Regions from separate parts of the Homo sapiens genome. Here region 1 is linked to region 2. A link is a loop called in an ENCODE intact Hi-C map of the cell type or tissue named here. Cell type or tissue: gastrocnemius medialis. All regions are shown on one strand. Each heading gives the region's core, and the rest is flanking DNA. Links, peaks and the distances in the headings are about the cores only. Region 1 overlaps UBE2B (ubiquitin conjugating enzyme E2 B). Region 2 overlaps CAMLG (calcium modulating ligand).

The links. Peaks named below come from ENCODE experiments on the same cell type or tissue, not always from the same donor. Only the 100,000 strongest peaks of a DNase experiment are listed, where the experiment ranks them.
Region 1: it touches region 2 in a loop (2.0-fold over the local background); 17 of 110 quality-filtered maps call a loop at or near these places.

What each region holds. Positions count from the first base shown.
Region 1 is chr5:134,373,343-134,376,155 of GRCh38, reverse strand. It overlaps UBE2B (ubiquitin conjugating enzyme E2 B), which reads right to left. Exons shown (of 6, transcript NM_003337.4): 2 at 1,693-1,773. Among named protein-coding and RNA genes, the nearest start is that of UBE2B, 3.2 kb to the right of the region's middle. In gastrocnemius medialis, for the core only: a CTCF peak has its summit at 1,717; no DNase peak of the experiment used is centred there; H3K4me3 peaks cover 1,094 bases; H3K27ac peaks cover 1,630 bases.
Region 2 is chr5:134,743,912-134,746,724 of GRCh38, reverse strand. It overlaps CAMLG (calcium modulating ligand), which reads right to left. Exons shown (of 4, transcript NM_001745.4): 3 at 2,673-2,738. Among named protein-coding and RNA genes, the nearest start is that of CAMLG, 6.8 kb to the right of the region's middle. In gastrocnemius medialis, for the core only: no CTCF peak of the experiment used is centred there; no DNase peak of the experiment used is centred there.

The DNA.
Region 1 (2,813 bases), core at 157-2,656, 370 kb after region 2:
CACCATATTGGCCAGGCTGGTTTCGAACTCCTGACCTCAGGTGATCCACTCATCGCAGCCTCCCAAAGTGCTGGGATTTAGAGGCGTGAGCCACCGCACCTGGCCCATATGTATATTCTTAAGAGGAAAAGACATCTTTTCATTTTACAGCAATATGATGTAAAGCAATACTCTAGTTATGATGCTAAACCCAAGTGTCCTGCTTTCCAATGGAGCCATAACTCTTGTTCAAATAGGCTAAGCATAGTTGTCACCAAAAAGCCAGATTTGTTTGCTCAGATCCTTGTCCCCACATCCCAATTTCATCTTTCCTAAGCAGCAGCATAAAGTTTTTTTTTTTTTTTTTTTTTTTTTTTTTGAGACGGAGTCTCGCTGTCGCCCAGGCTGGAGTGCAGTGGCGCAATCTCGGCTCACTGCAGCCTCCGCCCCCTGGGGTTCACGCCATTCTCCTGCCTCAGCCTCCCGAGTAGCTGGGACTACAGGCGCCCGCCACCTCGCCCGGCTAATTTTTTTTTGTATTTTCAGTAGAGACGGGGTTTCACCGTGTTAGCCAGGATGGAGCATAAAGTTTAATTATTACTTGCAAGGCATATTCAGGATCTCAAAGCAGCAGGATAATATCCTGAAGGTGCCATGTATTCAACTCAAATTCAGAAGTACTTTATGAGGATGAACTTCACTCATTTTCCACTAGTCTTTAAATGTAGACTCTTGTAGCTGATTCTGTAGTGTCAGAATTCTGTTTATCAACATACTCCTTTTACTTTTTAATGCAAAACTCTAGTTTCAAAGGAATGAAAGAAAAAATAGATCAAGTCTAGAAAAACCAAAGAAAAAGCATAAGGAAATTTTAAATTAAAAAGCATATACGCAATATACATAGTAGGTAAAATTTACAACTGCTTCTCAAATGGCTGCATTCTGTTATTTCACACTGGGCTGTGAATCATTTTCGCTTAAATTCTTGCCACAGTGGAAGTTCTTAATATTTTTGGTTCCAAACCTTTTAACAGCTCCAACAGAATGAGAGCATTTGCGTGATATGTTTTATATAAAGTAACTTATTGTTTCTCCTTTATTATTCCATTCCATTTAGTTTTGAATAGTATTTTAAAAGTAAAACCCCAAGAGATTATAAAACCATATGTAATAACATCAAAGAGCAAATAAACTTTATATAACTGCTGAAACTTTTTCCTTTTTTTTTTTGATACAGGATCTTGGCTCTGCTGGCTGCCCATGTTGGAGGGCAGTGGCACAATCATGGCACACTGCAGCCTCAAACTTCTGGGCTCAAGTGATCCTCCTGCCTCAGCCTTCCAAGTAGCTGGGACCACAGGTATGCACCACCATGCTCAGCTAGTTTTATACTTTTTGTAGAGACAAGGGCTCACTATGTTGCCCAGACTGGGCCAAAACTTTTTTTGGTGGGGAGGGGACAGAGTCTCACTGTCTCACTATATCGCCCAGGCTGGTGAACTCCTGGGCTCCAGCGATCCTCCCAGGCGTTGAGCTACTACTGTGCTGGGCCAAAACTCTAATTGAAATATTTTTTTTTTCTAATTTATCTTGCAGTTTTAGTCCTTAAGATCTCTCATTCCACCTCAGTTTCTTTTCCTAGACAGTTGTTATATGTTTACTTTTCTTAAAGATTCAGCACACACCTATTATTTGTTAAACCTTTCAACTCACCCAAATATAACTGCATTCCACTGCATGATGTTGTTTTCAGATGGTGCGCCACTGACACCCACAGGTGGGTCCTCTTGTAACCTGGAAATCCAGCGTGGTAATTTAAAAAGTTGAACATTAAGGCCACTAAGGAGGCCACGTAAACACCTACAGACACTATACCATCTATTTTGAGACACAGACTAACTCCATTTCCTTGTTATTGTGAACTAAAATGAACCATATGACTTAAATATATTAACCAGGTATATATACTTATTAAATACCTCTCCAAATTATCTAAAAATTGAAAGGGCTTGAGAATCATCCCTCTTTCAATATTATCTCTTCAAGAATTGATGCATAGGAACACTTTTACACTGTTGGTGGGACTGTAAACTAGTTCAACCATTGTGGAAGACAGTATGGCGATTCCTCAGGGATCTAGAACTAGAAATACCATTTGACCCAGCCATCCCATTACTGGGTATATACCCAAAGGAATATAAATCATGCTGCTATAAAGACACATGCACACGTATGTTTATTGCGGCACTACTCACAATAGCAAAGACTTGGAACCAACCCAAATGTCCAACAATGATAGACTAGCCTAAGAAAATGTGGCACATATACACCATGGAATACTATGCAGCCATAAAAAAGGATGAGTTCATGTCCTTTGTAGGGACATGGATGAAGCTGGAAACCATCATTCTCAGCAAACTACCGCAAGGACAAAAAACCAAACACCACGTGTTCTCACTCATAGGTGGGAATTGAACAATGAGAACACTTGGACACAGGAAAGGGAACATCACACACAGGGGCCTGTTGTGGGGCGGGAGGAGAAAGGAGGGATACCATTAGGAGATATACCTAATGCAAGTGACGAGTTAATGGGTGCAGCACACCAACATGGCACATGTGTATACATATGTAACAAACCTGCACGTTGTGCACATGTACCCTAGAACTTAAAGTATAATTAAAATATATTTAAAAAAAAAGAATTGATGTATATAGACTGTCCTCTTATACCAAAAAAAGTTTAAAACCTCAAAAGCAAGTAATATTTTTACAGAACCATTGATTTTGCTGCTCTAAACATGCAAAGACTGTGTATCCTAACCAGGCTACTT
Region 2 (2,813 bases), core at 229-2,728:
TGGGCAGATCACCTGAGGCTGGGAGTTCCAGACCAGACTGACCAACACGGTGACACCTCGTCTCTACTAAAAATACAAAAATTAAGTGGGTGTGGTCACTCACACCTGTAGTCACAGCTACTTGGCAGGCTGAGGCAGGAGAATGAACACAGGAGGCGGAGGCTGCAGTGAGCTGAGATCGTGCCACTGCACTTCAGCCTGGGCGACAGAGTGATACTCTGTCTCAAAAACAAACAAGCAAAAAAAACCCTGCTATAACAAAATGCTGTTTTGTTGGGAGAATATATAAAGTCTCCCTTTTCTCTCTTCCATTTACATAGTACCCATATATACATCTCTATCACACACATAAGTATTGTTAATAATTTCATGTATAGTCTTTCAGTTTGTTTATGCATATATAAGCAAAATCAAATAATACATTATTTTTTCTTTTCAAAAAGAAATTAGTATAGATTCTATAGATTCTATTCTGAATTTTGTTTTTTTTTCTCTTAATATTTCTTGGAGAGCTTACCATTGTCAGTACATTGAGAGCATCTTCATTCTGAATAGATACGTTATAATTTTTTTTTTTTTTTTTTTTTGAGATGGAGTTTTGCTTTGTTGCCCAGGCTGAAGTGCAATGGTGCGATCTCGGCTCACCACAACCTCCACCTCCTGGGTTCAAGTGATTCCCCTGCCTCAGCCTCCTGAGTAGCTGGGATTACAGGCATGCGCCACCATGCCTGGCTAATTTTGAATTTGTAGTAGAGACGGGGTTTCTCCATGTTGGTCAGGCTGGTCTCGAAATCCCGACCTCAGCTGATCCGCCCGCCTCGGCCTCCCAAAGTGCTGGGATTACAGGCATGAGCCACCGTGCCTGGCCAATTTTTTTTTTTTAATGTAGTCACTCAGTGGACATTTAGGTTCCAAACTTTGCTACTGCAAAACTACAATCAATGTTTCAAAGGTGATTTTCTTTTTTTTTTTTTGAGACAGTCTCGCTCTGTTGCCCAGGCTGGAGTGCAATGGCACAGTCTGGGCTCACTGCAACCTCCACCTCCCAGTTTCAAGTGATTCTCCCTGCCTCAGCCTCCCAAGTAGCTGGGATTACAGGCACCCGCAACCATGCCTGGGTAATTTTTATATTTTTAGTAGAGATGGGGTTTCGCCATGTTGGCCAGGCCAGTCTCGAGCTCCTGACCTCAGGTGATCCACCCCCCTCAGCCTCCGAAAGTGCTGGGATTAGGGCGTGAGCCACGGCGCCCAGCCTCAAAGGTGAATTTCTTTCTTTTTTTTTTTTTTTTGAGGAGTCTCGCTCTGTCGCCCAGGCTGCTGGAGTACAGTGGCGCAATCTCGGCTCACTGCAAGCTCCGCCTCCCAGGTTCACGCCATTCTCCTGCCTCAGCCTCCCGAGTAGCTGGGACTACAGGTGCCTGCCACCACGCCCGGCTAACTTTTGTATTTTTAGTAGAGATGGGATTTCACCCTGTCAGCCAGGATGCTCTCGATCTCTTGACCTCGTGATCCACCTGCCTCAGCCTCCCTAAGTGCTGGGATTACAGGCGTGAGCCACCGCGCCCCGCCTCAAAGGTGAATTTCTAAACAAATGCTTAATTAAAATTACAATGTTATTTACTCTTTTACTTCTTATATTTGACCTATTTGACCCTTCAAAAATACAAATGCTTCAAATCCATTAAAATCATACACAGGTCTGTCAGCCCATTAAATATAACACGCAGACAGCCAAGTAGCAATTTTTTCAGCAAAAAGCTCCCACAAAATTCGATCACACTAGTTAGGCTATCGTCTATGTCAGGCAAGCCAAGCCTCATAAAACTGTATATATCTGTAGTCAAGTAGGCCAGGTAAACATTGACTCTCAACATCATTCTGTTCTGTAATATTGGCCAAATATTTATTGCAAATATCAGGCCCTCAACACTGAAGATAAAGTGCACTGCTATTAAGTGTCCAATATGAAGTACAATGAGATAATCAAATCCATTTTTTAATTAATTTCCTTTATTATAGACAAAATGAATTACTAAATTTACTAATTAAATTTAATACTTTGCTTAAACAAGTACTATTCACACTTTTTCATGAAGGACCTCAATCCACAGTATTTTTGTAAAACAGAATAACAATGTTATGGCAATGTCAAATTGCTATAAAAGTTTCTAATTACTCTTTTTTTTTTTTTTTTTTTGGAGACAGAGTCTCACTCTGTCACCCAGACTGGAGCAGTGCAGTGGCGCAATCTTGGCTCACTGCAACCTCTGCCTCCTGGGTTGGAGCAACTCTCCTGCCTCAGCCTCCTGAGTAGCTGGAATTACAGGTGTGCGTCACCATACCTGGCTAATTTTTGTATTTTTAGCAGAGATGGGGTTGCACCATGTTGGCCAGGCTGGTCTTGAACTCCTGACCTCAGGTGATCCACCCACCTCAGCCTCTTAGAGTGTGGGGATTACAGGCGTGAGCCACTGCGCCCGGCCAATTACTCATTTTTTGAACTTAATGTATAACAAACACAAACACATAGTTTGGAGATAAGTGGGCAAACCACACTTTGAGTAGCACTGATTCAGACCGTAAGCAGGACTAACATTTTTAAGTTCCTTCAATTAGCTAGTCATAAATCAATCCAAACACATCATCGAAATTTAGAAAAAAAATTAATTTACCTTGGGAAAATATTTGTATAATCCCATGTACGCAAGTTGTAAAGTAAGAAATGGAGCAAATATGGACTGTGAAGATAGAAGATAAAATTAAATATTTCCAACATAATCATTCAAATCACAATAAATCAAACAGCAGCTAGA